Linked DNA regions of Mus musculus: regions 1, 2 and 4 are each linked to region 3. The links are chromatin loops, found by intact Hi-C in ENCODE. Cell type or tissue: left cerebral cortex. All regions are shown on one strand. Each heading gives the region's core, and the rest is flanking DNA. Links, peaks and the distances in the headings are about the cores only. Region 1 has its middle 160 kb from the start of Cdyl. Region 2 has its middle 38 kb from the start of 4930529N20Rik. Region 3 overlaps Cdyl (chromodomain protein, Y chromosome-like). Region 4 has its middle 150 kb from the start of Cdyl.

Region 1 (7,537 bases), core at 988-5,987, 170 kb after region 3:
GCTCCCCAAATTCTGCGAACACTGAGTCTCTCTCCTCTTTCTCTGTCTTCAGGGCCCACGCCAGGCTGCTACTCAGCCTTGTCACACAAATGATTGAACAAAGTGAGGGTGGGGGCTGGGCTGGGGCTGGCTGGGGACAGTTTTTACGAGCTCCCGGGGGAGGGGGGCGGCTGTTCATTTATCCCAGCAGCAAGGCAAATACTCTAAAACCCGTGACCCCACCCTTTTCAAAGAAATGTAATTTGCTCTTGTCAATAACATGGATTTCCCACCTCAAAAGAGCCAACATTTTCTCGTTATTTATCAAATCTTTTACACTCTGATGACTAATGAAAAACTCTCTGGCAATTTGTTACTGTGTTGGCATTGTTTACCATCAGAAATGACACTAGAACACAGGGGCACTCCGTTACAATTGCATTCAAAGTTTACTCTCTCCCCAGGGAGCATATACCCCCACATATCCATAGGGGCTGATAACCATTATGAATACAGCCTTTATGAATAATCTACGAGGCACTCAGCACCTCAAAACACCACATTGCAATTCATCAGCTCATTTTGGCATCATGAGAGTGTTTGTGATGTCACCTCAGTTGAAAAGAACGAGACTTAAAGCAGGGAAACATCTTTACTAAGGCCATATAGCAAGTCAATTGCAGTGTAAGTATAGGTCACCATAGCCTTCAGCCAGAGCTCCTTCCTCTGAACTGTGTTTGTGAAGAACATGTTAGAATCAGGGAAAACATGTGAGACACCACACACACACACACACACACACACACACACACACACCACATACATGTTGTTGTTTTTTTTTTTTTTCCTGCTGGGCTGTGTTTCTCCTGTCTGCAGCCCAGGCAATCTTGAAATGTGCAATAGGTACTTCCTTGGAAATCAATAGGGTCATTTTATCCGGCCACATCATATAAAATTGGCATTTACAAATTAAGATATTCAATTATCAACAACTCGATATATTTCTAACTAATTGCTCTCCCTGGCTTCATGCTGGGCGTCGTTCCCACATAGCTGCAAACTGGCCTTTTCTTTGGTTTAATTTGGCTGGTTTCTCCACTTTCAATTTTGCTGCCCCTTGGTCTGAATCTGCCAGTGACCTCAGATCATTGTTTTACCAACCTCCATAACTAATTGAGCCAATTGCAGAGGCAGCTGGCCAAACTTCGCAATTAACCCCAAATCCAGTCACTCAGGGTGATACAAATATGACTCACAGATGGGTAGTTTACAAGAATTCTCAACAGGTCTAGCCTGTTCCTGATTCGGCAGGAAAGGAATTCTCTTAGTATTCTGCTGTTTGTCTGACCTGAATAGTGTGTGCTGGGTCGTGGGACACTTCTGAAATTGTTACAGGGGGGTCTTAGGAACTTAGGAGGGTGTCTTGGCTGAATGCTAGGTGGGCTAGCCAAGTGGCCAAAGACATATTTATTAGCGTCATTCATTTTTACCATCCGGCGGAAGCTCGTGTCTTGTTCCACTCGCCTGACTCCCACCATCTGGAGTGAAGTCAGGATATGCTCACCAGAAAGCAGGGATGGACAAGCTCCAAGTGGGGGCTGCCTGGCAGAAGGGCTGGAGGCTGCCTGGCAGAAGGGCCTCGGCCACCACTGCAAGATGTCAGAGCTGCCTGCTTCCTGCATACGGTTTGAGAAATGAGAACAGTGCTCTCTTTCTGTGTTTTCGGGTTACATGATATTTTTGTGAACCACTTGATGTAGGGCTTGAGAATAAATCAAGCTGGGAGCCCTCTGGTACTGCTGACTTGGAGAATGCCCTGAAGGTGTGTCTCAATGATCTTTCTCTGACACTGAGCGCTTTGTTTTCATTTTGCACTCTAAGCAGAGAGAAACCACAGAAGGCCAGGGCAAGAAACCTAGCATCTCTTAGAAAGATAGCAGAACCCCGGACTAATGCTGCAAAGAACATTATAGGAGTAGCTGGCCAGGGTTCTGGTGAGAATTTTGGAAAGCATGTGGGAGGGATGTAAAATATTCCTGAAATCAGTGAGACGACAGCAGCAGGATGTGAGCCCTGTGGAAAAAAAGAGAAAATCCAACCCTGAGTTGTGGTCTTTGTTGATTTCCATGGAGTAAAAATAATCCCATTGTGGCCAATTTTGAAGTGGCTTAATTTAACAACTGGCTTGCAAAATTTCTGGGTGTTTGATAATCTCTGCAGAGCTTGTGTGAGCTGATTCCTAAGTGTACTCTCTTAGGGGCTCCAACATTAAAACGGGGCAAATGTGCTACACACTTTAAAATATAAGGATCTGGGCCAGAAGCAAGTATCCCAGGGAGACCCAGGCCCCATCCTCTCCTCTCTCAACCCATCACTGCCTGGCTCCCTCAGGCCCAAGATCAAAGTCCAGATACCCTGACTAGAAACACTGTGCTCCCAGTCAGTGCTCGGCAAACTCCCAGAGCCTGTGTCTTTTCTGGAAACGGTCTCCAGCCTCACCACTGCAAACATCACAGTGCCTGCCATGAAAGCCGGTTCCCGCTACAGCCTAGCAGGCAGAGCCACTAGAGGACCAGACTGCTGCTCTCCTGGAGGGAGGGAAAATGCTGAGGGTGGGTGTTGATCCATCACTGTGCACAAGACAGTTTTACATCCCAGAGTGGGCCCAAGCATAGTTTAAAACAGATGTCCACCAGAGTAGAAACTCAATCCACCATTTAGGAAGGTAGAAGACAGCCTGTAATTGGGTAGGTTTATAGGACTATGGGATGGGTTTATTCCATGAGAAATTTCTGTGATTGCAACTGGAAGAATTCAGTGTTCATTAATAAACTATTCTTGCAGGTATGTAAGGCATAGGGGTATATCTGTGTTTTGACAACATGTTTTTGTAAAGTTTTTTTAGTCATTGTTTTTAAATTGTATGTGTGGCACCTGTGGTTCTGTGCACTACATGTGCAAATAAATGCCCACAGAGGCCAGAAGACGGCATCAGATCCCCCTGGAAATAGAGTTACAGAAGCTTATGATCTGCAGTGTGGCTGTTGTGACTCAAACCCAGGTCCTTTGAAATGCAGTGAGTACTCCTAACTGCCAAGCTATCTCTCCAGTCCTCATCCCCCACATTTCAAATCGGGACTTTGAATTCCTTATGTGAGAAATATGAACGGCAGGAATGAACTACTCTTATGTACGGTCTTCTCTGGGCTGTGCTTTCAAGGTGCCCATGACTCTCACATCTTCACACTGTTTTGTGAAACTCTCAGTCCCTTTATCATTTGCCTGCTGGCTCTCATACTTTTGGGGGCATTTAATGTTCCAGTGACCATCACTATTTAGCTGTGTTAAATATATTTTTTTGATGAACAAACTTAAGGAAACTATAGATTATACTAAGAGTTTATTGTGAGTCCTCCTTTGAGTCTCTGCTGTTCTAGGCTGTATTATCTATCAGAGAAGTGTGCTCATGGGGCTCCAAGCTAGCTTCGGATCAGCTTTACCCAAAGGATGCTGTGTCATCTCCTAGGGCTTCCATGGCCAGGTGCCATAAGGCAGGTGGCTCAGAACAACAGATATTTATTTTTTATGGTTTTGGAAGGACTCTGCTTTTTTTCCAGGCACTGCCAGGAACCCCTGGGGCTCCTTGGATTGTAGAATACGCAGAGTTTGTACATGTGCTGCTCTGTGTTTCTGTCTCTTTCCTCCTTCAAGAACAGTAATCCAACTGGGTGAGGATCCTAACTAACTGAGTATTAACTTCACCTGCACTTGATATGTATAAAGACACTATTTCCAAATAAGGTCACAATCACAGGTAAAAAGATTTGAACATAGGTTTTGAGGGGGCAGTGTTTAGCCCACAACAAAGAACTGTTCACATTCCCTCAAACTGGGATTCCAATAAATACATTTTGAGAAATGATATCTCAAAAAACTTGAACTGCAGTTGGGATTTGGGATTTGTAATTTGTAATTTGTAATTGAATATCCCTTCTCCAAAATGCTTGTGACTGGAAGTGTTTCAAACTGGCTGCTCAGGTACCTGGGTTTAATTGACAGCACCCACAAGGTAACCCGAAACCACCTTTACCCCTGTTCCAGAGGCTCCGGTACCCTTTTCTGGCTTCTACATGTGGTGCACAAACATACACAAAGAAAAAATGCACATACACATAAAGATAAATAAATAAATAAATAAATATCATTTAAAATCATAAACATTTTGGAATATTTGCATGCTCATAATATGAAATCTTGTGGGGAGGGACCCAGTACAAACACAAGGCATTATGCTTCATGCTTGATGTCTTATAATCAGAGCCTGTTGGCCATTTTATTTTTAGTGTCCTTGCATTCTGACTGTGACCTGTCCAGTATGGGAATTTCTACTCAAGGTATCATATTGGTGTCCCCAAAGTTTCAGATCTGGGGAAATTTTAGATTTCAGAGGCTTGGACTAACAATATTCTAAACCAGGAAACAGGGGCTCTTTTTTTGATGTCAAAGGGTACTTGGCTATAGAGGAGGAGAAAATATGGTTTATACTAGTCTTTCTTTAAAAAACAAATCATTATGGAGGAATAGTCTGTGAAAATATGAGGAGTCTATGTGGCTTTGTTACTGGCAGAAAGCTTAGCTGTTTTTGTCTCACACTGTTAATGGGGACACACAAAAGACACTGTAGCACAAATCTATCTTAATAGTTCAGTAGTTGGTTTCCAACATTGTTGGCCTCCTTTGCCATCCTTTGTGTCTTCTTTTATGCATCAGACCTCCATATTCTAATGAAGTGTCAGTCTACAACAGTCCAAGTGCCTAACCATAGCTCAAAAGAGACAAGAACCACTGCTCCACGTTATGGCTCCTGTGAGCTCAAAAGTCCAGCTTCCTACGGCAGGGTTTACCTGACAGGGGCAGGAACATTTTCTCCATTTCTACAATTAAAATATGATTAATGAATCAGCCAAACACAAATACAGTTATGTGTCACTTAATGACAAAGACACATCCCAAGAAATGTACCCTTTGGCAGCTTGGTAGCTGTGTGCACATCATAGACTATAATTAAGTACACAGATCAAGACAGCAGTGACATATGTGGGCAATAAATACCACTGGATGAGGCCACTACAGAATACAAGATCTATCATTGACTAAAATATCTCAAGGAATAGGTTAGTATTACAAAATACTTCACTTGTAAGGTAAGTTATCAAGTAGGCAAAATATAAGACTAAATTTCATATAGGTACAATGAGTTATCTGCTATAATAAAATGTTCAATGGCCAGTAAACCTCAGTACCAAGGAAAGTTGTGTCTACAAAGGAGAGTATGATTTGGAAACTCTGTATGCCAATGAATATATGAATGATTTGCTGGAAAATATATTGTTTTATGAATATTTTTGTATGTATCAAGGAGTTTAATGCATTATTTAAATTAGGATTTCACTAGGATTGAGGGGCTTCCCAGGACACAGGATTTGTCCTGGAACAACCACAAAGCCCTGGGAAAATCAGAATAGTTCTGATTAAATCTCTCGGTTTCATGAATGATCACAGTGTGGAAATTACAGTAACCCAGGGCTACACAGAAAGTGTGATCCTCTTAAGAGCAGTTTGGCCTCTTGAAAGTGAAGTTCTACCCTGGTTGGCCGCTGAACTGGCATGGCAGTAGGCACCTGCCTTGATCTTCTAGACCCCATGTTCCCACTTGTTAAAGAGGGAAGCTCTGTGAGCATAGAGCCTCTCATGGGCTCTGTGGAGATTCTGGTGAGATGGGGATACATTTATTGTGAACTGTAAACATGCTGGGTGATCATAGCCACTGAATGAGGCTGAGTCTCCTGAGGCAAGTTCAGAGGGAGCAGACAGTCATGGCATTAACTTGCATTACTAGAAGACAGCTGTCCAATATTTCTTTCCTTATGGACACAAAGGCCAATGACCCCCCCCCCAACTATACAGCCAGAGTTCTTGTTGGTTGTGGGCTAAACACTGCCCCCTCAAAACCTATGTTCAAATCTTTTTACCTGTGATTGTGACCTTATTTGGAAATAGTGTCTTTATACATATCAAGTGCACGTGAAGTTAATACTCAGTTAGCCAGGATCCTCACCCAGTTGGATTACTGTTCTTGAAGGAGGAAAGAGACAGAAAGACAGAGGAGCACATGTGCAAACTCTGCACCTTCTACAAAAGGGGGGATAACGGCTATGACGCCAAAGATGGCTCTATCCCTTATAATATTTACTCTTAATTTCTTAAAATTGGATAATGCTGGGAGATCACCAGCTGAAAGGCACAGACAATGGCCTCAATCGCTCAATGAAATGGTCAAGTGGAAGAATGTCCTTGATAATAAATGATATGGCCCAGATCCTATTTTAATAAGATCCAGGGGAGCTATATGTGTTTTTCCACAGGAGGAAGATAATCCCTTTTGGATTCCGGAGCGCCTCACTTGAAGGATCCAGCTCTTGGACAATGAGTCACAGGAACAAGATCCCATGACATCGATGGATCATACTTCTCATGCTGGAGATTCTGGTTCCTAGTATATCTGGAGAGTTAAGATGGGGAATTATGTCAACTTTCCCTCTTCCTATGCCAGTTAAGCATAATGCACAAATATTTCCATGCTTTTTCACTACAGATAAAGAACTGGGACTTGCTTATTTACCCTTAGATGAACAGATTCAGGCTTTACTAGAAAATAGAACCTTCTTCCTACAGGAAAGCCTGTGCTTTATGTTAATTTCCTCGGTACAAGATAAGAGTCAATGTATAGCCTTGTATAATTAATCAGCAGCCTGGTTAAAAAGGGCCTCTTTTGGCGGAGCGGCTTTTGACATGAAGGCTGATGCCATAGTTATAAGAGGATGGTGGCCCAGCCGAAAAGGTGGAAGATCTAGAAATAAGCCGCCTTCACAACCTAGAATGGCACCCTTTTGCAAGGAAGGGTCCATGGAAGATGTAATGTTACCTTGGACAGGTTGCCAAGCTGAAAAATATACTTGGGCAGTAGAGAAATAATTTTTCCTTTACCCCATATATTAGTAGAGAGTATAATGATACTTTTGCTGGATATGATTTTAGTACTATGGACCACCTCCAATGTTAGATATAAAAAACAGAAAGAGGTAAATTTTACCGCCACCCCGGTATGTGTATGGCCCCCGTTTTTGTGGGTGGTAAGTAACACAAGCTTAAATCAGAATCAGATAGAGATAGATAGCTCACAAGAAAAATGTTTTTATGCCTTATGCTGGGATGCTAAGAAATATCCTTTTGCTTTGGTTACCCACATGCCTAGATTTGTTCCTGTTCCTGTAGATGCCCCTAATAGCTTGACTTTGTTTCAAGGGAAAAGAGATTTTGGTATTTCTGCTATCATAGTTGGACTGGTGGCCACAGCGGCGGTTGCAGCCTCTGTCACGGCCTCAGCACTCGCTCTATCTACTACTGTTCAAACAATAGAAACTATTAACGAGCTTTCTATGACAGTCACAACGGCCTTAGATAAACAGGCCACAGCCAACTCACAGATACAAGGAGG
Region 2 (7,537 bases), core at 1,125-6,124, 540 kb after region 3:
GAACAAAACACCCATGGAAGGAGTTAAAGAGACAAAGTTTGGAGCTGAGACGAAAGGATGGACCATCTAGAGACTGCCATATCCAGGGATCCACCCCATAATCAGCTTCCAAACGCTGACACCATTGCATACACTAGCAAGATTTTATCGAAAGGACCCAGATGTAGCTGTCTCTTGTGAGACTATGCCGGGGCCTAGCAAACACAGAAGTGGATGCTCACAGTCAGCTATTGGATGGATCACAGGGCTCCCAATGGAGGAGCTAGAGAAAGTACCCAAGGAGCTAAAGGGATCTGCAACCCTATAGGTGGAACAACATTATGAACTCACCAGTACCCCGGAGCTCTTGTCTCTAGCTGCATATGTATCAAAAGATGGCCTAGTCGGCCATCACTGGAAAGAGAGGCCCATTGGACTTGCAAACTGTATATGCCCCAGTACAGGGGAACGCCAGGGCCAAAAAAAATGGGAATGAGTGGGTAGGGAAGTGGGGGGGGAGGTTATGGGGGACTTTTGGTATAGCATTGGAAATGTAATTGAGGAAAATATGTAATAAAAAATAAATAGATTTTAAAAAATTGGAAAAAAAAAGAATTGAGATGTTATTTCTCTCTGTTAGGAGTTCAGGCCTACCATAGTTCTTTGCAAGTAGAATGCTATCAACAGTAATAGTCACTACCCAAAGTAGACCCATAAGAAAATAGAGTAATAACAAGCTATGAAACAATCACCTCCAAAGCTCCAACCAGTTTAGGATGTGAAGGGACGTTAATAGTACTTTGTGTCAAGTATATTAGTTATTCTAGATAGCCTTAGGAAAAAAGGAAGAAAATACAATAGGATTATTGATTACTATTGAGGTTCTAGAAAATAGAGGAAGGGAGCATATATGGCAGGGGGACTTTTGGGGAAAAAAGTGTCTGGTGAGGGAATTTCAATGAAAGGTAGAAGGAAGAAAGAGATGGTAAAGACATGCTGCAGATAGCTTAGACCATGCTCAGCTCTCTGGAGGCCAAATCTCAGGGACTTTGCAAACCAGGCCAGACTTTGTTCTTTGGGAAATGAGAACATGAAAGAGTAAGGGCACAGAGAGAAAACTCTATGTAGGGCAAGAACACCGAGGAGCTGAAAGGGCGTGGGCTATCAAAGATGGAATAGACGTAGAGGAGGGAGAACTGGTAGGAGGTGAACCATGAAAACTGACTGGCCCAATTGTAGGGCTTCTTCGGGACTCTCCCACATGCCTTTCCTGGCTCCCAAATGCTGTCTGGCCTCTGGGAGTTGCTCAGCCAAAATGTGTTATTTTTACTTCAGGATGCTAAGTGAGCATGGCCCCTGAAGGATGCTGAAGCAGATTGTGAGTGATACCAAAGCCCCTCCCACCCATTTCCTCTAACCAAAAAAAAAAAAAAAAAGCTCCAGGCTCTTGCTCACGAGGTAAAATTACATTCACCCCTTCTCTGAAGCCTTTCCACGCTCTCCCAGTGTGACTCACGCGCTTCCTGCATCAACGCCACTCATGTGTGTCATTATGTGCTACATTACTGCCTCTCAGAATGATTTGAGGGAGTCATTCTGATGTGTGTTTGTGTGTGGTGGTGGTGGTGGTGGTGGTGGGTGGGTGGGTGGGTAGGTGGTGTTGTTCTCCAGACCTGACTCACAGCGCCCTTCCTCTGCTTCTTTATTCTGGCATCTAGAATCATCAAGCATGTATCTGGGAACAGGCTGCAGCTGCTGATGCAGTGAAATCGAAAGGGGAACTGAGAAATCTTGGCAGGCTCCTGATCTGCCACTTCTGCACAGAACACACCTTACCAGCCACCTGCCTGACCCACTTCCACAATCTGACTAGTCATTTCTGAGTCTACCTTCAGCCCCAGAGGCTGTATGTACATCCAAGGCTCACCAGTTGTGGAATGAAGGAGGGAAGGGGAGCTTGCCACATTGAAGGAGGTGCTGAGAGGGAACAGCACAGCCAGAATGCATGCCAGCCCTGGGCTGCTATCACAACCAGTCAGAAGCCAGGAGCACAAGTGGCACCCACATGACAGAGAACCAGAAGTGCCAGGGATCCATTTGGCATCCTAAACCCAAGTGACTCTGTGGAGGACTCTCCATGGAAAAGACCTTGCCTGGGTGGATGATACAAGCTTCAGTTTTGGGCAGAAGCCAATATGGATGACTGTACCCCAAAATCTTGACCTTGTGGGCAGGGGAGAGGAGACAATTACACCCCTATCCCCATGTCCGGGTGCTATGTCCATAACAAGGCTAAATCCACAAACCAAGAGAGGGCTTGTCCTCTGCACTGTACAGTCAGGTGAACAGAGGGGACAGGAATTCAAATTACAAGCTCCCCCTGTGTCTACATGGCAAAGAGAGCTGTATAATCAGGAAGAAAGGGTGGCTGTGGTCTTCTGTGGATCACAAACAGGCCCAAGTTGCATTGGGCTAGAAAATAAATGTACCTTTCAGTAGAAAGGGAACCTGTCACCTTTGATGCTTTACAATAGGGAAGTGTCGTTTTTGTGTGTGCCAAGAACTTTTATTTACATCATCCCCACCCATCTCACACATCTCACATCATCTTGTAGTAGTTCTCTCTCTCTCTCTCTCTCTCTCTCTCTCTCTCTCTCTCTCTCTCTCTCTCTCTCTCTCTCCTTTCTTCTCTCTCTCTTCTCTCTTCTCTTTCTCTTCTTTCATCCCCTTCTCTCTTCCTGCCCTTCCCTCTCCCCATTTTCTTTCTTCCTTTCTTCCATCCTCTCTCTTCCCTTCTTTCTTTCCACTTCTCCTCCTCCTCTCCCTTCTTCATTTTTGGTTTTTTGAGACAGAGTTTCTCTGCATAGCCCTAGCTGTTCGTGAACTTGTTCTGTAGTCCAGACTCACCTTGAATTTAAAGATCCCTGCCTCTGCTTCCTGAATTATGAGATTCAAGTTTTGTGCCACCATGCACTGCTCAAGTGATGCCATTTTCAATTGTCACAGAATATCCTTGCTTCCAGGGCAAGTGCCTACCAATGATGGTGAGATGCCTTTCACCCTATAGCTAGTCAGGAGAGGAATAGGCAAGACTTTCTGACCCAGAGAGAAGGAGAGGATTTCAGGGGGAACCCTGGAAGTCTCTATCAGGACACAAATAAAGAAGGAAGTGACCAGGCGAGACCAAGATGACAGGTAACAGGCCACATGGCTGGAAAGTAGGCCAGGCCAGTATTATCAAATTCGAATAGCTCAGAATCTTCCCACTATAGTGCCTGAAGCTTTTAATAAATATAAAAGTCTCCAAGTCATTTCTCCGCGTTATTACTCTGAGTATGGGTGGATGTAGAAAGTTTTGTATTTTTACACTTCTCACCTCCTTTTCTCTCTGCAAAGGCTTCTTTGGGACAGGGCAAGGCACATGACACACCAGGATGGGAGAAGCCAGGAGAGTTAGGATCCAAGAACAAGAAGATTTAACACAACACGTGCTTCAGCCTTTTTGGAGTGTGGTAAAAACCAGGAAGCCCTGAGTCTTACAGAACTTTACAGGAAAGCTGGAACCCAAGGCTGACCAGAGCTGCCTGCTTCATTTGAAAAGGAGGGGACACTAGCTTCGCCTTCACAGACACATCACTCACCACCAAACTGCCAGACTGCCACAGCAGAGTAGAAGAAAGAGGGAACAGGATGTGGGGCAGGGCTATCAGACTTCAAAGAGTGTCATCCCCACCCCCTCAGGAACAAAGTGTGTGGGAGATAGGGGAGACAGTGTGTAACTGCGGGTGACTGCCAACTGCCATTGTGCTCTGTGAAATCTTTAAGTTTGTAGAACCTTTGAGAGATGAAGCCTTGCTGGATGGAGCAAGTGAGCCACTGGAGGCAGGTTTTGACATCACTTCCTGCTCACTCTCTCTTCCAGGCTGCTGATTCAGTGTGAGAAGTGGACCTTGTGCACTTGTCACCAGGATGGACTGTATACCTTGAAACTGTAAACCCAAATAAAACCCCTTTCTTAAGATGCTTTTGTCAGGGTGTCTTACCCCAGCAACAAAAGAGAAACGAGTGCACACTCTGAGTCCAAGTTGAACACGCCTCTTTTCTTCATAAAGAGCCCTGCCTCAACAACAGAAAATAGACTAAGAGACGTCTATACTGAAGGGACAGCAAATTTCTAATTTCCCACAAGCACAGAGAAGTTGGAGAGCCGGAATCTTTCATTCTTGTCACTAGTCCCCTAGTCCTTCTATAACTTAAGGGACAGTCCCTTGAATTTTTGCTTCTTGTGCTGGCTTGCATGCCTTTTGGTGAAATTTATATAATGTCTACCCCGTAATTTTAGTAAAAGAATCACAAAAACCTAGTAAAGGAATATATAGGGCTGGGGAGGTAGCTCAGTAGTTAAAAGCACTTGTTGCTCTTTCAGAGGACCTAGGTTCATTTCCCACCATCCACATGGTAGCTCACAATCATCTGTAACTTCAGTTTCAGAGTATTTAATGACCTCATCTGGTTTCCACAGGCACCAAAGTTCACGGTCAGCCTAGCTACATTCTATGTTCAAGGCCTGCTTAGACTACATTAGATGTTTCCTCAAAAAGAAAACAGAAAGGAAGAAAACTAAACCAAGAGAGCAGTGCACTATAGATGCATTTAGATGAGGTATACATAGGCCAATTCATAGAGGTAAGAAGTCAATCAGTGCTTGCCAGATGTGGGGGATGGAAGTATGAAAAGTTATCGCTATTGGGGTTGGGGTTTCCTTTGGAGGTGATGGAAACCTTCTGCAAGTAGTAGTGATATTTGGACAGTTAGTATTTATATTAAAATTCACTGAAATACATACTTTATTGAAATGTTAATTTCATGTTATATTAATTGTGTTTCAACTGAAATGCTCAGAATTAGTTCAAAAATGAGAAGGTAATTTCAAGAGGTATGTTGTCTAGCCGAATGGAGCAGCGATCATTTCATGTCCTGAGGTATCTGACTCTTCCAGGAAATAGATGGCATTTGTCTCACAAAAGAATTGAAGAGAACACTCTGCTGCCCCATGTATTAATCAACCTTCTTTAGAAAGACAGAATCAAGTATCTAGAAAAGTGATAGAATGGAAATATAACTATGGGAGATAGATAGATAAATAGATAGATAGATAGATAGATAGATAGATAGATAGATAGATAGATAGATAGATAGATAGATAATTTCTTGGGGGTGGTTAGTTTGATGACTGAGACATCTCAGAATGATCCATCTGCAAAGTTTTGAATAAGGAAAGTTGGTAGAATGGCTCAACCCATGTTCAAATGCCTGTGGGTTTAGTTGTGTAAGTCCGAGATATGAAGGCCAGAGGGCCTCAAACACTGATGCTGAAGGTCAAGAGAAGGTTGTGGCAAGAGAAAGAAGAGGGAAGAGAAAGAAGTGGGTAGCAGAGAATGAGGAAAAGATGGAGAAGGGAGGAGGGAGTGAGAGGAAGAGATATCACCCTTTCTCTCCTTTTTCTTTCCAGATCTTATATTGGATTAGATGGAGTACATTGCATTGAATAAAGGTGGCTGTTCCTAGCTTGGTCTATAAAGTGGCAACTTTCTTTTCTGGTATTCATAGCATACCCAGAAATAATACTTTTCCAGGCATTCCTAGATCCCTTAGTTTTTTAAGCTGACACCTGTAATTAAGCATCACATCTCTCATCCTCAGACAGTTATGCACCTCTACCTTGTGAGCCAGTGTGAAAAGGGATTTTTACTCTGGTTTCCAAATATCTCATCTACTCTTTCCAGGAGCCCTTGGATACTGATGCTGTTACAGTTTGTGCTGGTCAGGTTGGTTGTTTTCTTTTTTCAACTTGACATAAACCTAGACATATCTAGGAAGAAGAATTGCCTCTATCAGACTGGTCTATAAACAAGTGTCTGTGGGGGGTAGAAAATTTCTTAATTGATATGGGAGGGTCCATCTCACTGTGTACAGTGCCACTCGTAGGCAGATGATCCTAGATGCTAAAAAACAAAACAAAACAAACAAACAAACAAACAAACAAAAAAGCAGGCTACAGCCACAATGCAGAGTACTAGCCCAAGGGAGGATGTTTGAATCTCACTAAGAAGGGGAAATAAAAGAATCATCAGTGGTAGATGGAGGGAGAGAACAGGGTGGGAGAAGTGAAGGAAAGGAAAACGGGGATGGGGGTCGAGAAGGAGTGCATCAGATGTCGGGAGAGCCAGGGAGAAAGGGCCAGAGAGTGAACAGTAAGTATCACATCGTAGAGTGAGTGTCTCTAGGATGTGCCAGAGACCTGGAATGGGAGAAGCTTCAGGGAGTCTATGAGGGTGACTCTAGCTGAGACTCCTAGCTGTGGTGGATAAGGACCATGAAGTGGTCACCTCCTGTAGTCAGGCAGGACTCCCAGTAGAGGAATAAGGACACAAATCCTCCAATAAAATCTCTGATCCAAAATTTGTCCTGCCTATAAGAAGTGCAGGGACAAAGATGGAGCAGAGACTGGGGAAATTGCCAACCAATGCCTGGCCCAGCTTGAGACCCATCCCATGGGGAAGAGAAATGGAAAAATTGTCCTAATACTATTAATGATACTCTGTTATGCTTGTAGACAGGAACCTAGCATAACTGTCCTCTGAAAGGCTCCACCCAGCAACTGACAGGAACAGATGCAGAGACCCACAGCCAAACATTAGGCAGAGTTCAGGGAGTCTTGTGGAAGAGTTGGGGGAAGGATTGCGGAACCTGAAGAGGATAGGGACTCCATAAGAAGACCAACAGAGTCAACCAACCTGGACATTTGGGGGACTCCCAGAGGCTGAAACACCAACCAAAGAGCATTCATGGCCTGGACCTAGGCCCCCTACATAGATGTATCAGATGTACAGTTGGTCTTTGTGTGAGTCCCCCAACAACTGGAGCAGAGGCTATCCCTTTCTCTGTTACTTGTCTGTTCGTCCTGTTCTTCTAACCCGACTGCCTTGTCTGGCCTCAGTGGAAGAGAATGTACCTAGTCCTGCAGTGATGTGGCATGCCAGCACGGATTGGTACCCAGGGGCTCTTCCCCCTTCTCCTTTGAGAAGGGGATGGAAGCATGGGGGAGGGGCTAAGTGAGGGAGAATGGGGAGCTGCAATTGGAATGCAAAGTGAATAAGTAAATAAATGGGGGGGGGGAGGAAAGAAAGCAGGCTAAAACAATCAATAGAGAGCAACCCGGTAAGCAGCATTCTTCCATGACTTCTGCTTCAGTTCCTGGTTCCTACATTTTACACCTGACTTGGCTTCCTTCAGAATTCTCTGACCTGGAATATGTAAGCCGAATAAATCCTTTCTTATCCAAGCTGGCTTCGGCCAGTTTTTATCACAGCAATAGAAACCTAACTAGGAGGCATTCCAAGAACCAGACTGTACCCAGACTGCAAAATGGTCTGTGATATATCATCCAAGCCCAGAATCAGAATAGCACAACGAATTCAGACTGCAAAGAAACCAATTCAAAGCTTGCGAATACGTGCACTACAATACTTTTTACAATTAAAAAAAAAGGCCCTGA
Region 3 (7,537 bases), core at 1,565-6,564:
CAAGTATTTCTTGGGTCATCAAAAGTTATTAAAGAAAGCAGTAGAAGAGACGAAAGCAACCACTGTGTGGAAATGGATGTTCCGGCCTAGAAAATTAATTCAGAGAAGTCGTGTGGGAGGAGCCAGAAAAAGGATAGGCACACTTTCAGGGGAGCAGACCCTGTAAATAGAATATGCTACTGTGGTGTGGCTGTGACATGCCTCCACACTTTTATCACACAGTCTGAATATGCACCACCAATACAATCATTATATGGGGTCATCTGATAATTCTGCCTACTCTCCAGGATTGGCTCCTGGTTGGTCTTACCATTGTTTTCCTTCAGAGATAACCTTCGGGTTGGGCTATGTATTTCCAGGCTGGACTCTTGCTTTCCCTCCGGGTTGGCTGTGCTTTGCCTTGAATGCCATAAAATTTTTGGGGGGCCTCTGTTCTCTGGTCACCACCTGCAATGACAATTGCAACAGGAGGAATTTATTACAGTAGATGGGGAACCAAGGCACTTTAGGTACTTTCTCAGGTCCTTACAGAATCCGAAAGCCAGCCAGCATTCTGTGCTTGGCCAAGGATGTTGTAAATATCATTTAGTACCAAGTCAAAGCAACTGCACATTAAAAGTGATAGTGTAAAAAAACAATGGTTAAAGTTGTCAAACTTGCCCTTTTTTCACTACAGTAGAAGCCAATTTCTTGGTTTCTTACAGTTCATCAACATGTATTACAATATATGTAACAGCGAGCCACAGTGGTTAGAAGGCTATCGTTCATAGCCATTTGTATCACACTAGAAGAATCATCCCAGCTCCTCCTGCCCCTCCCAGAAAGTATCCTACAATTTGAGCTCCCCTTGGTACTCGGTTCCTTCCTTTACCTTCTGAGAGAGATTGGAGGATACAGATGGACAAGGAGATGCTCCTGTCCCCAAGTGGTCTATTAGCTTAGCAGGGAAACAGACATGTAAATGAATATCTTATTCAAAAGGATAGAAAGTGCAAAAGGAGTGAGATGCTCAGAAAGACAGGGAGTGATACATTGCTAGAGATTCAGGATGAACAAGCAGGAGCTGTTTACAGAGCAGTGGGTGGCTTGACATCAGAGATGCTATTGCAGTCTATGTCCTTTGGGATTTATTTTGGAAAAACGGAACTGCGGCCATTTCCCTTGCTTTGTAAGACACAGAAGTGAAAAGTGAGCCCACAGTGAGCGTCCTGTGAATGGACTTTTACATCAGTTTGATTTAACGTCAATTACATTGTTTCCTGAAGTTTGAGACGATGATCAAGAGTTCTGAAAGTGGAGGAAGCTAGCAGCTGGGGAGAGATGACCCACCATCTGGGGACTCCAGAGGTAGTGGGCGTCCTAAACCATAATTTCTTTTCACATTAATTTGTGTGTGCACAGGCACGCATGGAGTCGGTTCTCTCCAGGGATAACTTTTGGGGTCATGAACAAACAAGGGGAGGACGACAGGTCTTCAGAGACACATAGCAATTCTTCAGAAAACCTCTGGTGAGGCCCACAAGAGAATCCTACTCACTAATTTGGAAAGACCTCAGTTTCCCCAGTTCCTGTGCTGACAACAGTGATCTTGATCTACCTACCGGCTCTGTTGAGACTCTGCCTCACTGTGTATGACACCAGTTAAAACCACTTCAGAAATGAGAGACTTCACCTTCACGTCTTATTAAGCAGGGGAGATGACCTCACTTTTATTTTCCAAAAATACAACTCAAAAGGCATAGACTGTGACACCATCTCTTCTGCCAAACCACCCACTGCTCTGCAAACAGCTCCTGCTTGTTCCGGATTCCTTGGAAATACTCATATTTCTAGGTCGTATTCTTTCTTTCTCCACCTAGGCCAGATGCTCTGTCCAGATATCACAATGTCCTTCTGGGGTCTCTATTCTTTGCCCACTACCTTCACTGACAATCTGACAGTAAAAATTTGCTGCCATGAATGGGAATTTACTATATGTCAGTCCTTCAGGATTTGATTCTCTGCTTCCATAATTAGTACTCCCAAGATCAAACCCAGGTTGCTTGGCTAATCCCATGAGCCATGTGCTAACCCTGAACCACAATGTTAATATCTTAGATCTAGGAGAGTGTAGTTTCTGACAGGCAGTGCCCTGAGCACTGCATATGGATTCTCGAATGTTCACAAGAACCTTGTGACCAGTATTGTTTAATACTTCTTACTTTATAGATGAGGTACGTAGTTTCCAGAGGTTAACTTTCCTCATGTCATAGTGGTAGAGCTAGGACTTGACCCCGGGTACCCTGCTATTCATTATTCTCTGTACCCTGATAAAAACTGATTTGAGAAATGGCATTAGAAATTTACTGATGCCTGCTTTAAATATTCTGAAACAGGTGTAGGGTGTCAAGGATGTAGACTATGAAGTTATTCCAACATGGGCCCGCGTCCCGACTTCACATATCCCTCTGTATCCTGATAACAAACCTTTCTGTTCAACCTGAGACAGTCCACCAAGATTGCTATTGTCAACAAAAGCAACCGGGGAAACTGAAGTTTTTCTAAATCAGGTAATGTATGCAATTTTCTTGCAGGCCTCGCCTGAGATTTGCTGGTGGAGTATGGGGGTGGCCTTTCAGACATAACATCACCCCTGTTTGTCCATCAGCCTATCGTGAGCGCCACATGAATGGTAGCCAGCCCTCATTTTCAGCTTGATCTAGCATCAGTGTCTGTGTCTGCAATATGCTAGTCACAACCTCACATGTCACAACTATACACAAAAGGACACAGACCCCTGACATGCAATGATCCATTTACATCTAGCAAATACAAGCCACCATTATTAGCTGGAGAGAGCTACACCAGAATATATCACTGGTGGGATATTTGTATTTCACCAAGCATAATTTAAGCAAAACAAAACATCATCTGCGCTCAATTTTTCCTGCTTACTTTTTAATTAATAGTGGACTACCTACTCAATTATGTGAAATTTAAATGACACATTAAAAGCCAGGTGGCCTTTTAATCACTTCGCAGTAGAAGCTAACTCCCTGTCAGATGCTGGGTAAGGCTGATGGAGGAACAGAGAGATCGTCCCTTGGTGTTTGGAAATTATCAATGCAACTCTTCATCTCGGGATGGCAATTTTCCCTCTAACCTTAGGTCTTAGGTCCTCCTAAGGTTAGGAACCTGCCTCTGGTTCTCCTGGAAAAAGCATGGCTGGGAGTCATGAGTGTAAGACCTTAGGTGCTTGCAGAGGGAAATGCCAAATGTCTGGAGGGAGTTTCCAGACCTCTTCTCCCAATGGGTTCAGTGACCTTATTCTTACTTCCTGATTAGAAATGAGACTTGAGATGTTCAAGGGGCCATTCTGACCTTATTTGATGGATATGGAATGAATCTTAGCCACGGAGCTCAGGGTCACACATTCAGTTCATGGCAGAACTAGGCATGCCTTCACCACCTGGTTCTCATGGCTTGGCTTGCTGTAGCCAAGGAGCTGCAACGACTTTGCATTGTCCTGATCTCATTTCTTGTGAACTGGAACCATTTTTAACTCTAAAATTCTTTGGCTGTTACTCTTACACTTGTTCTCTGGGGGACATGAAGAGTAAAGTGGTTCCAGGCGACAGGATGTGTAAATGAGGAGGCTCCCAGTGTATTAGGACAGAGGGCATGAAAATCTGCAGTCCTCAGCTGTCCTCATCACCGGTGTCCTCCAGCTATGCCTGGAGAGAAGACTGGATCTGATGCATATGGTTGCCCTGGTCCATCACCTGCCTCAGCAAGGGACAGCAGGCACTTGTGTGACTCATCTCTTTCTGTCTTCCTCACTTCCCTTAGAAAGGGGACTCTGCAAGCACTGTGAGTACAGAGAACGCTCTAATGCCACCAAAGGAAAAGGGACATCTGAGCCATTGCTACAGGGGTTTAGGATTCTAATCCAAACAGGATTCCCAGGGCCGTTGCTCAGAATGGATCCACCATAAGAGACCAAGTCCACCCCTAGAAGTGTCTTCTTGCCTTGAGGCTGACCCTAGAGTTTGTTCTGCACAAATTGGTGGCCTCAAGGTTTGCTTTACTTAATCTGATGTTTTTGGGTTTTGCTTTTACTCTCCTGTCTTCCTGGGCCTCTACCACCCTCCTTGGCCAGTTTAACACTGGCATGTCTTCTATCCAAACTATAGGGAAGCCCAGCTTTAGATGTCTAATTCAAGTCCAAAACTGTTTCCGAGAAGTATACACAAAGAATGATCTTTGTGGAAAGATTTTCAGAAAAGAGCGTCTGCATCTGCATCTGCGTTTCCCTGCATGCAGTGGTTCTCCACTTCTCAGACTCCCTCACCACACTCTTCAGGTGAGTGGTCCATGTGAGGGGCAAACTTTTGTTTCCCTTGGAGGAGAGTCTGAGGAGAGAGCAGGGAGTCTGTCTTCTCTTTCCACTATACAGGTCCCAGGCACCAAACCTGGACCTGCATAGTCATTATGCGTAGTTGCAAGAACCTTCATCCACTGACCTTTTTGCTGGCCCTGGGAGCTGAGTCTCTTCTACCTTCTGACAGTCACTAGGCGTGTGACCTCTATGAAGTCACAGACTTCCTCTTTATGGCATTTCCTCATCTGCTACAGGACAGGGTGGGGCCAAAGGTCTTCAAGGGATCTATTCAGTTAGTACCCACTTCCTTCAGATAGAGGCTAAGGTACCATGGAGGGGAAGAAGGAATGAGACTCTTCAGTATGTAAGGATTCTGTGATCTTAGGGAGAGAAGCACACGGGCTGATGTTGGTCAAGGTCATTGAGGTTCTTGTGTCAATGAAAATGACTTTTTCTCTTTCTCATTTTATAACATTTGCCTTAATTTTCTTTTGTAGCATATATTTAAGTAGTGTAACTTGAAAGCTTTTTAACCATGTTTTTATTCCTATGTGGTGTGGTGTGGTATGTGTGTGTGTGTGTGTGTGTGTACATGCTAGTGCCAGAAGAAGCAAGAAGAGGACATCATACTCTTTGGACCTAAAGTTACAAGCAGTTTATGAGCAATTCATTACATTTGCTGGGAGCACAATTCAGTTCCTCTGAAAGAGCGTCAAATATTTTTAACTGCTCAGCCATCTCTTCAGCCCCTGATAATTTTTATTTATTTTTAAGGCATAGTCTCATGTATTCCATGCTGGCCTCCAAATTGTTATGTTGCCCAGGCTGGCTTTGCACCTCTGATCGTCTTGCTTCTACAATCCAAGTTCTGAGACTACAGACATGTAGCACCTGGTCAGGTCTATACGGTGCTGGTGATTTTGTGTATGCCAGGCAAGGACTTCACCAACTGAGCTACACCCTCAGCCACAGTTAGAAGTTTCCGTTCATGGGTTGTAATGGTTAATTTTGAAAGTCAATTTGATCTGGTTCAGAGATGCTGAGGAGATTAACAAAGCACATGTGTTTTAAGAGATGCTTAGACTGTAAAGACCCTGGTCTGAGTATACAATTAGGAGGTAGTGCAAGTGTAAAAGGTGGGTATGGTTGGAGGAAGTAAATCCTGGGTGTGGTTTTGGGGAGGATGTCTAGGCAAAAATCCTTTCTACTTCCTCCCTCTAGTCATTTCTTCTTTCTTTTCATTCCTGTCTCCTGTAACTATTTGCATGTGATGAAGTTATGAAATAAAATAGTATATTTCATAGCTTAAAATGTTTAAAAACAGCTGGTATGAATGTGTAAAAACAGCACATTCACCATACAGAGTCAGGCAAAGTCAGGCAGAGGGAGGCAGAGGAAGGCAGAGGCAGGGAAAGCTCTGGGAGTTCAAGAGTACAGAGTTTCAGAGGACAGACAGGACTACATAGAGAGACTTTGTCTTAAAACAGAGCAAGACAAAACCAAACAAGAAATGTGTAAAAAAAAAAAAGATAGAAGAGTGAAATAATAAAATCATTATAGACATTCATGAACCAAACAATACAATCTTATGCTATGTCAAATAAATAAGAAAATATATAAATTAGCTATTATAATTGGAAGCAGCTTAGTGAGCATCTCTAAGAATTATAGATCTTCTAGAAATAAAAATATCATGGATATTAGCTGAACACACAACAAAATATATACATAACTGAAATAAACATAAAATGGAATTCTTGCCCAATGTTTACAGTAGGCCATAAAGGAAACTTCAATAAAGTCCAAAGTTGCAGTCCTATCTGACAGTGTTTTTAAATTATAATGATATCATGTAATTAACACTTTTAAAAAGATGCCTAAAAAATCCTAGTTATCTAGAAGATGGATAGAACATTATTAAATAATGTCCAGTCTCATTCTCAGAACTAAAAATACTACATATTAGAATTGGTGTAGGGTTGGAGAGATGGCTCAGCAGTTAAGAGCACCAACTGCTCTTCTGAAGGTCTTGAGTTCAAATCCCAGCAACCACATGATGGCTCACAACCATCTGTAATGAGATCTGATGCCCTCATTTGTGTAACATACCTAAAGCAGTACTTAAAGGCAAAGCATAAGGTTAATTTACTAATGAATAAGCAATGTTAAGGATTGGGGCTGAAGAGATGGCTCAGTGGTTAAGAGCTGGCTGCTCTAGCAGAAGAGTCAGTTTAGGTTCTCAGCATCTACCTGGTGGCTCACAGCCATTTGTAGCTCCAGTTCCAGGCCACTTAACACCCTCATGGGCCTCTGAGGGTACTGCATGCACATGCTCATGAATGTACATGCAGGCAAGAACACTCATGTACATAAAAATAACCTTTATGAAAAGAAAAGTTAAAAATGAATGAGCTCCCATAGTTAGATCATGTCTTGTATCCAGTAGGGTCACTACTATTGGAAAGCATTTCAAGCCTCAGCATATATGTGTGTGTGTGTGTGTGTGTGTGTGTGTGTGTGTGTGTGTGTAGCATGTACTGGAATAACAGATGCTACTATGCCTGGTTTTACGTGGGATCTGGGGATACAAACTTGGGTCCCTACCTTACCCTTGTGTGGCAAACTCTTTACTCTGAGCCATCTCCTCAGCCAAAGTTTGATTTGAACATTTTAATCTCATTTAGTAAGTGAATGGGTATTTATGCCATGTGTGTGTGTTCTCTTCTTCCACCGTGTGAGTCCCAGGATTAACCTTCGGTCATCATGCTTGGTGGCAATCACTTTTACCTGCTGAGCCATGTGGCTTGCCTGAAACCCATTTGTTGAAGGTCCCCAATGCCCGGGTAATGGATTTGGATGGTCAGGGTTATATGATGATACAATAAAACATTTAACAGTCTTTGACACCAAATTAATGGCTTCATTGCCTCCTTACTGTTTTATCTTAGGTAAGGTATTTGAGTCTCAGGGTCTCATTTCCTCTTTTCTAATGGTGATGGGGGAGTTGTGGAAGAGATCAAATAACGTAAGGTAGCTAGTGATGCTCCCCATGGAAGGGATTACTGATGCCATGCTGGGAGGGAAACTAGAAGCTTAGTAGAGGTGCCAGTGTCAGAGGTTGCAGGTATCAGGATGCATGGAGAATATTCTGGTAGATGAATAAAAGCCAGAGTTCGG
Region 4 (7,537 bases), core at 1,557-6,556, 150 kb after region 3:
TGGTGCCATGTTCAGCTTGCCACGGCTGCTTGGCTTTTACCTTTACTGATGCACCTTTCTAGCCCCCAGTTCATTCATTTTAAATGGACAAATGCTGTATGCACTTATGGGGCACAGGAATTCCTCATTTTATTATCCGCCACACATTTTTTAAAATATAAATTTAGTGTCCACGACTCCCACACTAAGTGTAAACCAACATGGAGTCCTTTGGGCCTGTACAGCGCTCAAGCAGAGTTCACTTCACCTTCCCAGCAGCAAGAGCTCATTTCATGTGGTATTTTGGAAGTTGTCCCAAACTTTTCCATCATAATTTCTTTTGTTACTATTGTCATTGTCCTGGGAAGTTGTAGGCCATACCTATACAAGAGGGAGAAACATTGTGTATTCTGATGGCCCCTACTAAGTAGCCATTTCCTGTCTTTGTCCCTCCTCAGAGACAACCCTCCCCTCTTCCCCCCTGCACTGTTCCCTGTGCCTGTGACACAACGTTGAAACCAAGCCAGTTGGTGAACCCATAGTCCTCTCTGGGCTCTTGTGAAAGGACAAGTTACAGATTTTCTCACCATAGGTCAAATGCTAACAGCAATTAAGCTTAAACACTTGTTAGATTGATACTTAATGACTGTCAAAATTTGAGAAAGAATGAAAGACTCTTGAGCCATTCAGCACAGCTGTGAATGCAAAGGGGAAGTGCTTGCAGGGAATTTAAAGTAGTACATGGAGCAATTAGAACCCCAGCCACCTTATTGCTGGCTCGGAGAAAGTGTTACTGGTGTAGACAAAAGGTGAAACGTGTTGCAAGACTCTCCCAAAAGTGTGAAGCAGAGCAAGGAGGTGACTCCTTCAATTTCACAAATACTTGAGAGAGGTGAGGACGCTGCAGAGGAAACATTTGAAGGTGGTTCAGGAGGCTTTGAGAAAGAAGCTCTCTCCATAATATAGTGTGGAAGGCCGTATGATCAGGGGCAACGGAGAGGGGGCTGCAAGTCCTCAGAACACCTAGTAATGGAAGAAACTGGCTGTTAGTCAGAGTTCTCTAAAGGAACAGAATTGATAGAGTGCATGCATGATACACAGCACATACATACATGCACACAAACACAGATATGTAAGCTAAATCAGCTTATGTTGAAGTAACAACCTCACACACTTTTTGATCTGTCTGGAGACCAGAGGGTGTCACCTACTTTTGGGAGGGCTCTTCCCACACCAGTTAAGGCCATGAGGACAATTCTTCAGCTGTAGCTTCTTCCTCCTCAGAAGATTTTAATGTGAGCCAAATTGCTGTTAACTATCACGCTGGCCTCAGTGCTGCGTACTAGAATCTACATGTAGCCGACATAGTCTTCTGCAGGAAGAAGATGCCCTCTAGTACTTTCCTAGCTAGAGAAGATAAACGAATGTCTGGCTTTGAAGCTTCAGATGACAGGCTAGCTATCATGTTGGGTCTGTATTAGGTCATTGCCACTGTGTTAAAATGGCTGGCCAAGATCACCTGGCAGGAAGAAGTGTTAATTTTGGATTAGTTTCGCCCATAGTGTCAGGGTGTGGCGTGGTGAGGCAGGAGAGGCTGCTCACCTTATGATACAAGGATACAGAACTAGCAAAGAGGTAGGCAAGACAAGACAAATCCTTCAAGCCCACATCCGCATCTCCTACCTCTAACTAGGCTTGACCTCCAAAAGTCCACTCAACTATGAATCTGTAAAGAAATCAGCCCTCTGAAGTTAGCATCCTCCTGAACTAGTCATTACCTCTGAACACAGCTGTATGACTAGACCTTCAACACACTAGCCTTTAGGGATTTAATATTTAAACCAGGACAGAGGCTAATGCAAGTGAAGTTGAAGTTAATACTTATTTACCATTCTGAAAACCCTAGGACCATTACTAAATCTACTAATTACTACCATACTAAATCTACTCAGTCCATGCTCTAACATGGAAACACAGAGTTAGGATAACAACGCATTTGTTCCCATCATTGCTCACTGAATGACTTAGTCTCACGGTTGAGACCCACACTTCAGGTAAAGAACATTCTTTCAAAAAATGTACTTCATGGTGACAGTTCACCTGGTCATCTAAGAGCTCTGATAGATACAGACAGCAAGGGTGATAGGCTCTTCATGTCTACTAACACAAGGCAGCCAATGGATCAAGGAATTATTTTGACTTTAAAAATCTTATTTAAAATATATTTATAGGCTGGAGAGATGGCTCAGAGGTTAAGAGCACAGGCTGCTCTTGCAGAGAACCCTGGTCCTATTTCAAGAACCCACATAGTGGTTCATAACCATTTGGAGTGCTAGTCCCAGGGTATTTGATACCCTCTTCTGGCCTCCTCGGACACCAGACATGCATGTGATACACGGTTCAATGTAGGCAAAATACTTATACACACAAAATAAATTATTAAAAAATGAAATGCATTCATGAGGTTACAGTTACTATAGATGATGATTTCTTTGCTGGATGTGAGCAAAGTAAACTGAAACTTCCTGGAAAGGACTCACCTTTTAGATGTCCTTATGGACACATGAGATTTTTGGCAGGAGATTAAATGTCAGCATTAACAGGAATTTAGAAGTCAATTTCCACCTTTCAGGGTTGAAACCCCTTAGGGACCTCAGTGGAGGAAGTACCTGCAGAAAAGATAGAAGCAGCATTTTGAGGTGGAGCCTGAAGATGAGGCCAAACTGCCTCACTCTCATGACAGAACTTCTACATGTTAGTTCCTTCTTATGAATAAGCAAGATGGTGCTTTCTTGAGATGGAATCTATTCCTGTCCCGAAGATACTAGAACGCTGTTGAAAGGCTAGTGAAGGATTTAGAGCATTGCATAAACTTAGTTGCTAAAGCAACAGCACGTTTGAAAGCGCTGACTCCAGTTTTGAAAGAACTTCTCCCGTGGGTGAAGTGCTACCACAGCACTGCATGCTACAGAGAAATGGCTTTTTGTGAACGGAGGTTGGTCACTGAGGCGAACTTCACTGTTATGTTAAGAAATCTCTTCACCGCTCTCACCTGTGTCAGCCATCAGTCACTCTGATGTCATAGCAAACATAGATATAAAAGGAAGAGCCTTGATCACTAAAAATATTACGGTATGATGAAGGTTCAGATAATTGTTAGCATATGTCAGAAGTAGGGCACTTTAGAATCAAGGTACACATGTATTTTAGATATGATAATATATGTAACATACTGTTTCATATATAATGTTTTAGAACACATATTTTTAGATATGACTATATATGTGATACACTAATACACTGATATATATATGTATGTGTATACATACATATGTATATATATACATGTATATGTATGTATATATGTATATATATAAACATATATATGTGTATATATAATTTTATTTTCTGAATGAGAGTTTTTCTAGATAACCCAAGCTGGACTTAAATTCTCTTTGTAGTCCCTATTTTGGAGCTTGAATTCTTTTGCCTCTACCTCCTGAATGCTGGGATTAAAGACATATGTCACCTCACCAGCCTTACCCACAACTTCTATATGCACTGCCAAAGAAAACAACTGTATGTGATTCACTTTGCTCTGCGATTCATTTTACTGTGCTGGTCTGGAACCGCACCCATACTATCTCTGAGGTGTATATAAGCAATTTTTAACTGTAGTCACTGTGCAACAATTCTCCAGTATGTTTAATAGTATGTCCTGTCTCACCGACCAACATCTCCTGTTTCTAAGCTGTTCACTCTTACGAGTTTGCTGTTTTGCAAGATCACACAGCAGCTGTCTCTCTGTGTCTAATTATGTCACCGAGGATAACGTCCTGCATGTTCATTCATGTTGTTGAGAATGAGATACTCGTTATCTACTGTGGCAAGAGTGACCACAGCCACATCATCCTGGAGAAGCCCGAAGTGTTGAGTGTGGATGGAGAAGCAGTAGGATGGGGGAACACACCTCCTGTCTGTCACTGGAAACTGCCATCTGCTTCTGTAGGACAGACCTTCCCACTCTGCTTCTGGAACTGAAATTGAAACCAGTTTCTGAAATAGTGTTGAAAGTTTTGGTTTCATGGTGAGATTCGACAGCTTGGCCAAGGCTAGATCTTTAAAAGCTTCGCAAGGCCTGGACTGTTACTGATTTTTCTTGACAGCTTTAACAAACCATGACAACAGTCAATGGTGGACTAGTTGTGTCTTAGCCTAGAGTTCTTTCTGCTGAGGCACAAACTCTGGCCAACACAGAATAAATAGCCTTTTGACTCATGTCTGCAAATTCATGTGAGGAAAATCTGATAGGGTGTCCTTTTAGGGCCATACCCGAAGCATTAATGGAGGGAAAGTGACTTCCTTATATTGAGACCAACCTCATAGTGTGGAGCCAGAGAGGGATATTGCCATGTATTAAACGCTAACAGAGACAAGTGTGGTGGCAAACATCTGTAATCACAGCTTTAGGGAGGCCAAGGCAAGAGGGTTGCAAATTTGAAGTTGGCTTGGGCTACATAGCAAAGCCTTATCTCTAAAACATCAAACCAGGCAAACAAACAACAAATAAAAATGGATTTTACCCTGCTGTACTGGCTAGTTTTGTGTCAACTTGACACAGCTGGAGTTATCACAGAGAAAGGAGCTTCAGCTGAGGAAATGCCTCCATGAGATCCAACTCTAAGGCATTTTCTCAATTAGTGATCAAGGGGGAAAGGCCCTTGTGGGTGGGACCATCTCAGGGCTGGTAGTCTTGGTTCTATAAGAAAGCAGGCTGAGCAAGCCAGGGGAAGCAAGCCAGTAAAGAACATCCCTCCATGGCCTCTGTATCAGCTCCTGCTTCCTGACCTGTTTGAGTTCCAGTCCTGACTTCCTTTGGTGATAAACAGCAGCATGGAAGTGTAAGCTGAATAAACCCTTTCCTCCCCAACTTGCATCTTGGTCATGATGTTTGTGCAGGAATAGAAACCCTGACTAAGACACCTGCTAAGTGTTAGACTTTCTTAGGACCCAGGGTCTCTTCTTCCTTCGAATCTCTCTCCCTTCTCATCTATGCCATGGTAGGACAGATATTGCCACTCCAGACACCAATTAATGTTCCATTTTCATAATCTCACAGGTGAAGAAGGATTACAGCCAATAATAGGTGAATCATATACTAAGTCTTACCTATATCTACCTTAAGGGATTTGGATGAGACTCTGGAGTTCAAACTGCTGTTAGATTGGTTTAAGACTTTGGGTGGGGCTGGATTGGGTGACAGACTGTACTTTGCCTATGAAGAGGGCATGCATTTGAGAAGGTCAAACTCTTTATTACTTGTGTTCCTCAAGTTTATATGTTGTTGTCATAGCTTTTAATATTTCAAATCTGATCTCATTCAGAAACAGGATTGTTTAAAATGCAATTAGTTAGGATGGATGAGGTCATACTAGAGTAGGGTGGCCTTAAGACATTTACTGGTTGTCTTAGTCAGGGTTTCTATTCCTGCACAAACATCATGACCAAGAACCAAGTTGGGGAGGAAAGGGTTTATTCGGCTTACACTTCCATGCTGCTGTTCATCACCAAAGGAAGTCAGGACTGGAACTCGAGCAGGTCAGAAAGCAGGAGCTGATGCAGAGGCCATGGAGGGATGTTTTGTACTGGCTTGCCTCCCCTGGCTTGCTCAGCCTGCTCTCTTATAGAACCCAAGACTACCAGCCCAGAGATGGTCCCACCCACAAGGGGCCTTTCCCCCTTGATCACTAATTGAGAAAATGCCTTAGAGTTGGATCTCATGGAGGCATTTCCTCAACTGAAGCTCCTTTCTCTGTGATAACCCCAGCTGTGTCAAGTTGACACAAAACTAGCCAGTACACTGGTGTCCCTGTAAATGGAGAAATATGGACACCAACAGAGAGAACACAATGGGTAGATGAAGCCAGGGAGTGTGGCTATGTACCTACATGCAAAGAATGCCACAGATGTCAGAAAGCCATGGGAAACATCCAGGGACCTGGGTCTTACTACCCTCTGACACCTCCTGGACTTTGAGTGTTTGGAATGGAAGGGACATACATTTCTATGCTGAAGCCACTCATTTGTGATGGTTTTAGAATACTAATGCAGATTTGAAGCTTTAATCAGGGTTTGAACATTTCTGGACACAAAACTACTTGCCCAAAGACAGTCTCTTTATCCCTATGTTATTTAAGGTCTCTATTTTGAGAAAAAAATCTAAGATACAGAGAAAAGGAATACAGAGTTAAAGTTTAGTTACCAAATTGTCCATGGTAGCTCTGCTATTCTTCTCTCAAAAGCCATGGGATGAGCAAACACATCCTGAGGCTGGGACTCTGGATTCAGCATCTTCGGATGTGCACTGTGTCTGGAATAGATTCTCATAAAAAACAGAACAGAACAAAGCCCTCGAATGCTTTGAATTTCCAACACTCTCTCGTTAACCATGCTAATGTATTTTTGGCCTGCTTTCTGTCTCTATTAATCGAGGAGTCAGGAAACATGGCCCAAGTTTCCTGGTCCCCAGTAGCTGGGGAAGTAATTAATCTACCTCTTTGAAGACAGCTGGGGTGGAGATTGGAGACTTATGCTAAAGATGTGAGGTTTGTGTCATAGATCGCCATTTAACAGGTTTGTTTGTCTTATCATGTTTAGAGCAGGGTATAAGGAATTATTATTTTTTTTTTTACCTTCTTTGATTTGAGGGCACAGAGAGTGACATCATGCATCTCAAACCTTACAGATAACCAAAGAGCAGACATCGAATGTTCTTTAACCAACAGTGAGGTGGACCAAGGTAACATGAACATGGAGACATTACAGATTCCTCTGTGAATACTACTGAATCTGCTAAGGGAGAAGGTGACTTTGTCCTACAAAGCCTGGGAATTCCCATGACATCACTCAGGATGCACCAACACCTACCCTTTGTTTTAGTGACCTATAGTATTAGTTGGACAAAAGCTTTGAATGTGAGAGAATTTACTTGACAGAGCTGAAGGCTCCTAGAACTTGGGGTATAAACTCTCTGAGAAAATAACCTCAACTAACTCTTGGGTTTAGTATTTATTTTGACACTTTTGCACACAGACTTTCTAGTCACTTTCTAGTCATATATATATATATATATATATATATATATATATATATATATATGACTTTCTAGTCATACATATATATATATATATATATATTTCATTCAAGAGAATGAGCCTATGTGAATGTTTGCTCATTAAAGTCTATCTTTGCTCCAGCTGCTCATATATCACTACATCTCTGGGGTTGGTGAACTAATGGCAGAGTGGAGTCTTTTCCCCACAGAGTCTCTGTGGCTTCACAAGGAGGAGCTTGGAAGTGACCCCATGAGCTGTGGAGGGGTGGTCTCTTATGTTGAGAAGGAGATTCAGTGTGTGAGGAGGATTCAGGTATACAGTGTTCTCAGGAGTTGGGTTTGCCTATGGGATTCCCAGATGAAGGGAGGAACAGGAAACACTTCATCTCTCACAGCTCAGTCAGGAAACACAAGACTTTCAAGATATTTTAGCAAAGAAAACTT

What was found. Peaks named below come from ENCODE experiments on the same cell type or tissue, not always from the same donor. Only the 100,000 strongest peaks of a DNase experiment are listed, where the experiment ranks them.
Region 1: a loop joins it to region 3, with 2.5 times the contacts of the local background. A loop is called at or near these places in 2 of 42 quality-filtered maps.
Region 2: a loop joins it to region 3, with 4 times the contacts of the local background. A loop is called at or near these places in 2 of 42 quality-filtered maps.
Region 4: it touches region 3 in a loop (3-fold over the local background); 2 of 42 quality-filtered maps call a loop at or near these places.

What each region holds. Positions count from the first base shown.
Region 1 is chr13:35,495,997-35,503,533 of GRCm38, reverse strand. No RefSeq gene overlaps it. Among named protein-coding and RNA genes, the nearest start is that of Cdyl, 160 kb to the left of the region's middle. In left cerebral cortex, for the core only: no CTCF peak of the experiment used is centred there; DNase peaks (open chromatin) are centred at 1,631, 1,971, 2,472, 3,084 and 1 more place; H3K27ac peaks cover 2,123 bases.
Region 2 is chr13:35,125,823-35,133,359 of GRCm38, reverse strand. No RefSeq gene overlaps it. Among named protein-coding and RNA genes, the nearest start is that of 4930529N20Rik, 38 kb to the left of the region's middle. In left cerebral cortex, for the core only: no CTCF peak of the experiment used is centred there; DNase peaks (open chromatin) are centred at 1,273, 1,448, 1,892 and 3,702; H3K27ac peaks cover 786 bases.
Region 3 is chr13:35,662,722-35,670,258 of GRCm38, reverse strand. Cdyl (chromodomain protein, Y chromosome-like) reads right to left here. Exons shown (of 10, transcript NM_009881.3): 2 at 311-447. The coding sequence starts at 313. Among named protein-coding and RNA genes, the nearest start is that of Cdyl, 6.6 kb to the right of the region's middle. In left cerebral cortex, for the core only: no CTCF peak of the experiment used is centred there; DNase peaks (open chromatin) are centred at 1,756 and 3,730.
Region 4 is chr13:35,508,656-35,516,192 of GRCm38, reverse strand. No RefSeq gene overlaps it. Among named protein-coding and RNA genes, the nearest start is that of Cdyl, 150 kb to the left of the region's middle. In left cerebral cortex, for the core only: no CTCF peak of the experiment used is centred there; DNase peaks (open chromatin) are centred at 2,865 and 3,965; H3K27ac peaks cover 618 bases.